Linked DNA regions of Mus musculus: region 2 is linked to region 1. Evidence: chromatin loops called from intact Hi-C (ENCODE). Cell type or tissue: left cerebral cortex. All regions are shown on one strand.

Region 1 (2,500 bases):
AAGGCCACCCACTGACCCGCTGCACACAGCCAGAACTCGCCCCCAGAGCCTTGTCTAGTGGTGGCCAAGGCCATCCACCACCACCTTCCGGTCACTGCCTGCTTTCGATCCTCGCGGAGAGCGCTTCCTCTCTCCTGACATTCTCCTCCTCTTCGCTCCTCTGGATCCCTCCTCCTTCTTTAGTCCCTCCTCCTCCCGCCCAGCCTCCCCCAGTCCCGACCCGAGCTAACTAGACGTCTGGGCAGCCCCAGCGCAACGCGCAGCAGCCTCCCTCCTCTTCTTCCCGCACTGTGCGCTCCTCCTGGGCTAGGGCGTCTGGATCGAGTCCCGGAGGCTACCGCCTCCCAGACAGACGACAGGTCACCTGGACGCGAGCCTGTGTCCGGGTCTCGTCGTTGCCGGCGCAGTCACTGGGCACAACCGTGGGACTCCGTCTGTCTCGGATTAATCCCGGAGAGCCAGAGCCAACCTCTCCCGGTCAGAGATGCGACCCTCAGGGACCGCGAGAACCACACTGCTGGTGTTGCTGACCGCGCTCTGCGCCGCAGGTGGGGCGTTGGAGGAAAAGAAAGGTAAGGGCGTGTCCCACCGGCCCGCGCCCCCTGCGAGCTAGCTCGCCCAGTCCCAACCTCCGCTCGGGACTCTAAGTCCCCAGCCGCCCGCTCCTCCTCTTCTGGCTCCCAAAGGCGGCCGGGACCATAGGAGGAACTGGACGGAGTCTGGAATGGGCGAGACTGGGGCCGCCGAAGGAAGGGAGACTGGGCTAGGAGCAGAGGGGCTGCCAGGGCAGCGTGGGAGCCGCGGCTGTGCGCTCCGGGGCTCTTGACTGCTGCCAACTTAGTTGCCTCACTTTCCTGCGCTCAGTAGGCGTTCGGAGCAGAAACGTGGTGCGGGACAGCGCGGGACGCCGGGCATTGGCGCACGTGCGCCCAGTACTGTCAGGGAGAGCGGAGGGACCCCGGATCCTCAAGCGGGTCGGGTGTGTCCCACCCGCTCAGTGTGAGAGTTGAGGGACTGGAGTGCGAACCAACGCGCCCCTGGTCAAGGTCGGAACCTCTGAGACGCGCGGTTTCCTGAGCGCGGTTTCCCTCAACTCCTCTCTTCTCCAGCAGGGTACTCTCAGGACCTGGTAGCCTGAGTCCCAATGTAGCTTGCAGATTTCTGGCTTGCCCTTTCGCGGGTGTGTAGTTGCAGCAATGACCTGGAAGTGTGGAGATCTCTCTGTCACTAACCACCTAGGACTTCTGGGAAGAGATGGTGTTAGTGGTCATTTGCTTCTTCACTAGGAAAAAAAAAAGGAGGGCGTGGGGGTGGCGGGTGGGGTGGGTCGATTCCGCCTCTTAGGCATAGAGCATGCCAGAGACTTGCCAGGCTAGGTGCACTGGTTGGGGACCAAGGCTCCATGCCAGATTGGAGCTAGCGTTGCGGGGTGGCTACTTCCCCTGGGATCCCTGAATTTGCCCTTTCCCAGAAGCTTGGGCTGCTGCAGCATCACTTGCCTTTGCAATGGATGGCTGACCTCCTTGTGACAGCTGGGCCCTTGGGTGTAGTGCACCCTTGGTGTTTCAAAATGAGGCCGGTAGCAAACTTTCTTACTTGTTAGCTGAGACGTTCCCTCTTGGGTTTCTTTTTCTTTTCTTTCCTTCCACACCCCTCCCCCCCCCCAAGTGATTGATATTTGGCCAACTAAAATATAACCCCTAATTAAAAAGAAACATTGATGTCCATGGATCACACATGCCAACTGTCCAGACGGAACATGAACAAGTCTGGCTTCATGACTATCCGACCATAAACCCACTTGACACGAGAAACATGCCTCGGAAGGTTTAATTGCACAATTTCAAAATCCAGCCGCTCGGGTTCCAGGAGTCAGGTCTGCACTTGCTGTTGATGTCATCCGCATCCAAGTTGGACTTGGGGGTTGGTGCTCCGTGCACTTTTGTTGGAGGGGGTGTAAGGCTCAGTTTCCCAAACTTAACTACACAATGAAATCATTTGGGTTTAAAAATCAACAAGCAAAACAAACTACACCCCTCCTCCGTTGTTTAGCTACCACTCCATACACTCAGATTTCACGGGTCGATCTTGAGAATTAGAATTTTCAAAACTCTTGTAGCATTTGATTTGAGACTCGCTAGCATAAATGAAAAATTGATAACATCTAAAGGAAGACTACCACGACGGTTCTAACGAGCAGGAGTCTGGGAAATCTTGCAGTACAGGAAATAGCAGGGATAAAGTCGGTAAAGAGGGCTTGCTTTTTTCACAGATGGGATGGAGCACTGTGGAGCTTTTCTCCTACCTTCCTTAGCTGAAGGGCTCCAGGCCCCATCGGTCAGTTGCCTGGCATCTGTGCCTACCCATAGGACTCCCTCCCCTAGTTTTCAGTTTCCCTTAGAGCCCCTGTAGAACACCAGTTGTCTCAGCTTAACTCTGTGTTTCTTCGCTGTTAGGTGTTACTGTTATGAACACTGTTAGTGGTTGGAGATTTGTTTTC
Region 2 (2,500 bases), 110 kb after region 1:
CTGGTATTTCTTTGAGTCTTCCTCATGCATAAAATTCTTGTTTCTAATCACGCTCAGACTCTTTCCTTCTTTGGTGGAAATCCTCCAATGGCACCTGAAACTAGACCCAGTGACAGTCACTCTGTTTTGGTCTTAAAATTCCAAATGATTTTACCTTCTACCTTGTCCTTCTGCCATGACTTCCCCTCCACATCACCCACCCATTCCACTCCAACTGAGATGACTCCAGAACTAGAAGTCATCATATGTCTGTCTTTCCTGCCGTGCACATTGTATAAGCCTCCCCCCCCCTACTGCATTTGTAAATTTCACAACACAGTCATCAAAGAATCCTAAGTCTTTCAGGTCTTTCAGGTCAGTCTCATGAAGAAATTCTTCACATATCCCTAGCAGGTCTTCTACAGGGTCTTTGGGTGGGGGCATCTATATTTGCACTCTGGAAACATTAAACAGAACATCAGAAATGTAAAGACATAAGCATGTGTACTGTGTGAATTAATAGGAGGCAAAGGGCCCTGATCACTGTGGTTCAATTCATGCAGAAATCCTGATTGGTGCTGTGCGATTCAGCAACAACCCCATCCTCTGCAATATGGATACTATCCAGTGGAGGGACATCGTCCAAAACGTCTTTATGAGCAACATGTCAATGGACTTACAGAGCCATCCGAGCAGTTGTAAGCGCGCCTTTTACCTTTTATTATCTTCAGATCCTCTGGTGGGCTGAAATGGAGTGTTGGGGTAGGAGAGAGCATATTAACTTTAGATCACATTCATTAACATACAAGAAAAGTAAGTAGTAAGCAAATGCTCTTTGCATTGGAGGAGATTTTATGCAAGACAATAATATAAATATTTTTCCATTGTTCAATACAACATCCATCATGGTAGAACCTTCATAAAACTATTGAACAGAGAGAAATTTCTCTATGGTGCAAGTTGCAGTGGCGGTCTGCTGGTACAAGGAATCTCCCATTCCACCTCTTACAGTGGCACAGAGGTCATCCTGATAACGTGGGCTCTGCTCATCAGCTTATCAGTGTAAACATTCTAACACAGAACCAGAAAGGAGGGCTCTCCATATTTTCCTAAATGTTCTCATCCATGCCCTAATCCTCAGGCAACCCCCTGCAACTGAGGGCCCTGCAGAGGGCCAACTAAGCTTAGGGATGCAACCTGTGCCCTTTGCTAACACCATCTCTGGAATGACATGTTTTCACTTAACAAAACTCCACCAAACCTGTTCTTCCTAATAGTACTGACCTTTCAATACTTGAATATAAAGCATGGCCTCATTTTCTACTGTCCTGTTCCTGTAATTGTGGGCTGCATACAGGGTGAGTTTGGACCTCTAGTGGAAGGGACATGAATCACAAAAATATCAACTAAAACTTTCTAACTTAATAGCTGTATTTTTATTAATGCATTGAAAAATGTAGAAAAATCTGACACCATGGTCTTTTTATGTGACAGTCTAGGAGCATTATGTGTCTACACTGTTTTGCAGCTATAACCACCAACCATCTTCAAATTTTACAAATCTGAAACTCTGAGCTCATTAAACAGTAATGACCTATTTTCTTTTTCTCCCAGGCAATCCAAACCTCCTTTATGTACCTATGAATTTGACTACTGTAGGTACCTCATGAGAGTGGAATCGTATGCTTTTTTTGTGGTTTAGTGTCTGGTTTACTTCATTTGATTAAATGACCCCAAAATTTATTCGTATTGTAGTTTATGCTAGGAATTTTTTTTTCAAGGCTTAAAATATTTTGTTATTGGCTGTACTACCATTTGTTTATCTCTTTATAGGCACTTGGGTTGACTCTCTGAATAATATTACTGTGAGTGTGGGTATTAAGTTTTTTGTTTTGTAAATATATATCCTACCAGCTACACACTGTGACATTGAGCATGTAAGAAACTGAACAGTATTTTACAATGGATTTTTGTTATTACCTATGAAATCAAGGTTAGCAGTTCTTAAGATTTTTGATGTTCAATAGGTGAACTAAGTCATACATATTTAAAATATTACATGGAGAGTTATGGAGCTGAATTTGCCACAGTTAAAATCAAGTACCTTACAATGGCAAATTTATACTCATTGATATATGAAAAACCCACAAAGGAATGTTGAAAAACAGTATACAAGATTCAAATGTTTTAACATTTGATCTCTGACCTGAAAAGGTATTAATTTAATAATATTTAGCTCTCTGTTACTAGAATAAAAATGCCTTAGTTTACAGGCAAGGTTTACTTGGGCTCGCTGCTTTGCAGCTTTCCTCCACAGTCAGTTGGCCATAGTGTTCTGGAGCCTATGGTGAGCCCATGTGTCATGATGGTGCCATAATCACAAGAGAAAGGAGGAGAGATCAGGATTGGCTTGCTCCTTCAAAGACCCTGCCTTCAGTGGCTGAGATTCCAGTACTGCCACCCTTTTTTCCCCTAATATAGCATTTTATTTATTATTTGAGAATTGCACACATGTATATAA

The links. Peaks named below come from ENCODE experiments on the same cell type or tissue, not always from the same donor. Only the 100,000 strongest peaks of a DNase experiment are listed, where the experiment ranks them.
Region 2: a loop joins it to region 1, with 2.2 times the contacts of the local background. A loop is called at or near these places in 9 of 42 quality-filtered maps.

The regions. Positions count from the first base shown.
Region 1 is chr11:16,751,999-16,754,498 of GRCm38, forward strand. It overlaps Egfr (epidermal growth factor receptor), which reads left to right and starts at 205. Exons shown (of 28, transcript NM_207655.2): 1 at 205-572. The coding sequence starts at 485. In left cerebral cortex, a CTCF peak has its summit at 1,092; DNase peaks (open chromatin) are centred at 178 and 849; H3K4me3 peaks cover 2,306 bases; H3K27ac peaks cover 696 bases.
Region 2 is chr11:16,862,404-16,864,903 of GRCm38, forward strand. It overlaps Egfr (epidermal growth factor receptor), which reads left to right. Exons shown (of 28, transcript NM_207655.2): 4 at 543-677. Among named protein-coding and RNA genes, the nearest start is that of Egfros, 33 kb to the left of the region's middle. In left cerebral cortex, a CTCF peak has its summit at 1,355; no DNase peak of the experiment used is centred here.